Linked DNA regions of Homo sapiens: region 2 is linked to region 1. A link is an interaction called in ENCODE POLR2A ChIA-PET data of the cell type or tissue named here. Cell type or tissue: A673. All regions are shown on one strand. Each heading gives the region's core, and the rest is flanking DNA. Links, peaks and the distances in the headings are about the cores only.

Region 1 (2,921 bases), core at 209-2,708:
TGTGGGCCTTGTAACTCTTTTCCTTACCTCCTTGTATTTTGGGGTTGATGGTGATGCTTTTACACTTGGTTTTGTTGTGTTATTCCATGAGTTTTTAGTTTTATTATCTATTTGCTTTGCTTGTTTGTTTTTTTGAGACAGAGTTTCACTTTATTGCCCAGGCTGGAGTGCAGTGGCATGATGTTGGCTCGCTGCAGCCTCTGCCTCCTGGGTTCAAGCAATTCTCTTAGCCTCCCCAGTAGCTGGGATTACAGGTGCATGCCATGTCACCTGGCTAATTTTTGTAGTTTTAGTAGAGACTGTGTTTCATCATGTTGGCCAGGCTGGTCTCAAACTCCTGACCTCAAGTGATCTGCTCACCTTGGCCTCCCAAAGTGCTGGGATTACAGGCTCTTTGCTTTGTTTTTATATTTGGGATTCAGAAAGGATGAGAAACTATGTTGCTGCCACCATTTTCTCTTGCTGTTTTTTGTTGTTGTTTTTTTTTTTGAGATGTAGTTTCACTCTTGTCTCCCAGTCTAGAGTGCAATGGTGCAATCTCAGCTCACTGCCACCTCCGCCTCCCGGGTTCAAGAGATTCACCAGCCTCAGCCTCCCGAGTAGCTGGGTGATCTGCCTGCCTTGGCTCCCCAAAGTACTGGGATTACAAGCGTGAGCCGCTGCACCTGGCCTTTTTTTTTTTTTTTTTTTTTTACATTGCTCTGTTTACTCCTCTTCTGTCAAATCATAGCTCTCTTCGTTTTACTCTTTTCTTGCTCCTCTTGTACCCAAATTCAGCACTTAACCTAGCCTTGCCTTTCTGGTGAAGCTAGACTTCCTTTGACTTATAAGACTCATACTGTATCTCTGTCTTTTGCATGGGTTTTGTTGTTGTTGTTGTTTTTGAGATAGAGTCTCACTCTGTCACCTAAACTGCAGTGCAGTGGCATGATCATGGCTCACTGCAGCCTCAACCTCCTGCATTCAAGCAATACTCCCACCTCAGCCTCTGGAGTAGCTGGTACTATAGGCATGCACCACCGCTGCCTGGCTAAGTTTTTATATTTTTTGTAGAGATGGAGTCTCCCTATGTTGCTTAGGCTGGTCTTGAGCTCCTGGGCTCAAGCTATCCTTCTCCCACCTTGGCCTTGGCCTACCAGTGTTACGATTACAGGGTTGAGCCACTGCGACCGGCCCATGATTTTTTTATATTTTCATTTCACTTTTATATTGTCTTTATATATGTATATGTCTTATTGTCAGACTGTATCATGTCTCAAAGCTGATCTATATTTTTTATGTTTTAATGTTCTTTTATAGTGCCTAATATGATTTCTTTTCTTTTCTTTTTTTTTTTTGAGACGGAGTTTCACTCTTGTTGCCCAAGCTGGAGTGCAGTGGTGCGATCTTAGCTCACTGCAACCTCTGCCTCCAGGGTGCAAGCCATTCTCCTGCCTCAGCTTCCCAAGTAGCTGAGACTACAGGCGTGTGCCACCACGTTGGCTAATTTTTGTATTTTTAGTAGCTTTTTTTTTTAAACCCTGAGTGTCAGGTGTGAGGTAGTAGAAGAAAGGTAGTGTTGTTGACAGCTTGTGAGTACTTAACTAATTCTTGTTGCATTCACTATAATATGGTAGTTGTGTATACATTTATAGGCAATTAGGAATAGGGAACAGAATCAGCAGATACTAACGGAGTTAGAGATGTTTGCTGAAGTCATGGAAAGCCATCATTACTTTTTTCTTCCTTCCTCATAAGGCCTTAGTGGGTGTGGCGTTCAGTTTCAGTAAGAACTCTGTAGCAAGCTAATAGCTCCTTTTCAAAAAGGATGCACTTAATAGCCATGTCATTGGGGCATCAAGTCCAAATCTCCAGTGGGTGCCTGTGGGTGGAGGCTTTTTTGCCAGAGGATTCAGTTGGCAAAATCATAATTCATAGAAACATGTAGCTTAAAAGCATAATGAGGCCTGTGGGGTTCCAAAGGTAGACAATGTGCTTCAGCTTCCTACCTAGCTTCCAACACAGTGTGTGGGTTTTGGGCTACTCTCATAGGATGCATATTTACAGGATAGCTGACATTTAAAGGAAAAGCAGAACGTTGAAGTGAGTGTCATAGAGCCCCTGTTATTTAAAGAGTTCAGTAAGGTGTTCAGCCTGTTTTTCGATGGTGGGATTCTGAAGAGACCCCACCATCCTTGACTGCCAGAGGAATCTGGCGTTGTGAATCTGTTCCTATACTTTCCAGAAACTTGTTGAGCAGGTCTTTGAAATTTATTGGAGTTTCCACCAACTGTGCTGACAGAGGAGATAACATTACAGAGCTATTGAGACTGAGGCTTCTAATTTACCAGCTAATAGTGAGAGCTTTGAAAATCACAGGGTAGAGGTACTGAGTCCTGACATACCTATTTGTGGCAAGTGGCAAGGGAGTTTAGGTCACCCCTCTGGGAAAGCACTTCAGACATATTGGAGGGCTTTGACACATGGATGTAAACTGATCTTGATCCTTAGGTATGAGTGTTATGGCAAAGAGGCATTAGAAATGTCCAGAACAACCTACCAAGTACCATCAGTGTGTAGTGGATTTAGTCTGTAACAGCTGGGGCTATAAGAGCAATAACTAAACTCACTTGGCGCTAATTCACTGTTAGCTTCCTGCTCTTACTAGCCTTTTTTCACTGGCCTTGCAGGGCTTTTGTGTTGAGATATTGCATCTCTTCCTACCCCTGGTACCTTTGAGTCCTTTATCGAAGCTGTGGCTTCCCTTTGTCCTTCTGGAATCCTATGCTGTTTCTGTTGGACCACCCAGGAAAGAGACATGGTTTGGAGAGTGATTTACATGTCTCATTAGCATTTCTACGTGCTGCTCTTCTTGGTGGGGAGAATACCTTTTGCACTTATGGATGGGTAAAGATAAGCATATAATACAGGGGATGGCAAAC
Region 2 (2,921 bases), core at 263-2,762, 52 kb after region 1:
GCAGTATGGAGATTGAGAATCTAGCTCATTCTAAATTTAATTTCCTTTTAATCACAACAGACATTTTTTCTTCTTATGAGTTAGTGTGTTCTTTATGCTTATACAGTAAACTGTCACATCCTAGGATACAACAAGTGCTACGAAGTTTGTTTCAATGCACACAAACTGTGAATCACTTGGTAAGGGATAATTAGGTTAAAAAAAGGGGAAGGGAACTAGGCCTTGGGCGTAGTAAAGAGCTGCAAAGCACATTGGTTTAGGGGGTTGAAATGAAATTCTAGAGAAAGGCACCTGACCGTTAGTAAACCTAGACCTTAGAATTGCTGTCTTGAATCAGAGAAATGGTAAGGAGCTATGATGAGTTTGTGGGAGACAGAACACATGATGAAATAGTATGAAATCTTATGGGCAGGGTTGTGATTATGCCTGTGTAGGAAAGAATTTGACTAATTTAACACAGCCTTTATAATAAGGTAGTATAAGACATGTACTTATAGGTAAGACTTTTTCCATTTCAAAGTATCCAGGCTATTTTGTTGCTCTTGGTTCCTTGAAGATAGGCTTCAAAGACTCTTAAGGGATAAACACATTTGGCTGGTGAGTCCCCCACTGGGGAGAAAAAGTAGTTTTCACATTTGGCTGGTGAGTCCACCACTGGGGAGAAAAAGTAGTTTCCAGTATCCATGTTAACTTTTATAATGGAAAATGAATCTACACTCTTTCATTGAAACTGCAAGAGGGGTGGAAGCTGAAAAGTTCCAACTGAGTGAGGGAAGCAGTACAAATGGGAATGAGTTGTGTAATAATTACTTTTAAATTAACTGGTAATGCCATTACTACTCTCTTTATTTAGAGCACTGCAATTTTTTAAATTTACATAGGTTTCATGGGGATTTTAACCCTGATGATCCACCCCCACACTGCACCCCATCATAATATCTTCAGTTTTTCAACTTGTCTGTCATGGTGGTTTTTAGGAAGTGGTGATTAAAAATCTGAAATTAAAGTGTGTCTTTTCTTTAGACAGAGGTGACAGTTCTACACTAACAAAGCAAGAACTTAAATTCATAGGTATGTACCAAACTCCAGCATGGTTCTAAACATAATAGTGTTAAATTAATCCTATTGTAGCTTGGAAACCTTCCCATACAAACCAGTGTTAGCAGTATGTACTCATAAAAAAAAAATGATGCCTGAAAGGAATTATCTATAACCTTGGGTGGTAGGTGGGATGAACTATATGTTCTTATTGTTGTAGTTATTTGGATTTGTCATATTGCTTCAGACTTGGTAGGTAGATCTTAGAATTCCTGAAACTGTTTACTTGTAAGGGCCTAGGCTCCTAGGTCTGATTTTGTGAAGACCACTTTGTACACCTGTGTCCCTTCTCACACTGAGATCAGGAAGAATATGAGAACATATTTCATGTTTTATAATCATGATAACTCTCTGATTCTTTTAACATATATCTCAAATACTCTGGATCAGTTCAGAGAGAACATGTGTATTCTGAACTACAGAGTGAAATCCACTACTGTTAACCACTTGAAGTATGCATCCACTCATTTCCCTCCCCTACAAACCTCATTTTTAACATGCTGATAAAGCTAATTTTATAGGCTGTGAGTATCTTCAATATGGCACTTTCCTTCTTGAGACTGTCTTAGCTTTTTATCATTTGACAAGAATATATTAGGTTCTTTCTTTATGTCTATATGTAAGGTCCTGGTTAGTTGCTTTGGGGAAATAAGTATACTGCAAAAGATAAATGATGCGGCACATGAGTCCTCCCTTTGAGAACATACACTCTAAAAGGAAGAGAAATACATATATGTAATAATTTCAAGGGATGTACTTACAACTTCTTTAATGGTCAGTAGGAGTTCAAGGCCAGGGAAAATTGCTTTCAGCTGAAGGAATGAGCTATTCAGATAATGTAACGTTTGACCTGATACTTAAAGAATATGTAAAATTTTGTTATTTGGAGATACAGGGATCAGAGCTAGATTCTTAGTCTGAGGTATGTACAGTTAGCATGAGCAATGGCATAGAATGAGAATACACAGGCTGTGTAAAGTAATATATATATATATATATGTATATATATATATATATATATATAGCGTGTGTGTTTTATATATATATATATATACACACACACACACACACACATTTATATATATATATATATATATTTTTTTTTTCTTGGCATGTTTTACCTCCAAGATACTGATATTTGATATGAAAAATAACAACATTAGCTATTAGTCCAAGGAGTTGAAAGCAGTTGGTGTTGAGTTGGAAAAAAGATAATCAAACCTGTACTTTAGGAAGTTTCAACTGGTGGGTAGCATGTAAAAAGATGGAAAAGAGCTAATGCTGAAACAGAGTAACCCAATAGTTTTTTGTTACAATCTAACCAAATTTATTGATGGCCTGAATGAGGATCCTGGAAGTCAAACTGATGAGATGTGTATTACCCAAGAAGAACTGGTAATGACAGTAGCTGGAAAGGATGGGTATTCATTTACTAACACAATATTTAGGTAGAGATGTTTAGCACAGAATTAAATAGAGCTTGGGCACCAAAGAGAATTGAAACTAGGCCACTTAGGGGGTAGTAACTGAAACTCTGAGACTAGTATAGGCTGAAAAATGTGGGTAGAGAAGACAGAAAGAGGTTGAATCAGGTTTATTTTAAAATAGTGAAGTCTTAATAGGTAGAAAGGAGATTAAGGATTAAGATTCAAGGAGTGATATTTCATAGATCAAGAATCTGGAGCAGATGGGAAGAGATCAAGTGAACATGTAGAAAAATTAAGTTTGAAGGAAGACAGAGAATCACTGTGGAAACATTCACTGTCAGAAAACCCCCCACCAAACCAAATTAGTTTTCTAAAACCTTCATAATTTGAATTAAT

What was found. ChIA-PET counts read pairs that join two places held together with the same protein. Peaks named below come from ENCODE experiments on the same cell type or tissue, not always from the same donor. Only the 100,000 strongest peaks of a DNase experiment are listed, where the experiment ranks them.
Region 2: POLR2A ChIA-PET joins it to region 1 with 11 read pairs; 5 of 35 experiments call an interaction of 5 or more read pairs at or near these places.

The regions. Positions count from the first base shown.
Region 1 is chr10:21,635,255-21,638,175 of GRCh38, forward strand. The region is part of intron 8 of MLLT10 (MLLT10 histone lysine methyltransferase DOT1L cofactor); the gene reads left to right. Among named protein-coding and RNA genes, the nearest start is that of MLLT10, 100 kb to the left of the region's middle. In A673, for the core only: no CTCF peak of the experiment used is centred there; no DNase peak of the experiment used is centred there.
Region 2 is chr10:21,687,468-21,690,388 of GRCh38, forward strand. The region is part of intron 13 of MLLT10 (MLLT10 histone lysine methyltransferase DOT1L cofactor); the gene reads left to right. Among named protein-coding and RNA genes, the nearest start is that of MLLT10, 150 kb to the left of the region's middle. In A673, for the core only: no CTCF peak of the experiment used is centred there; no DNase peak of the experiment used is centred there; H3K27ac peaks cover 944 bases.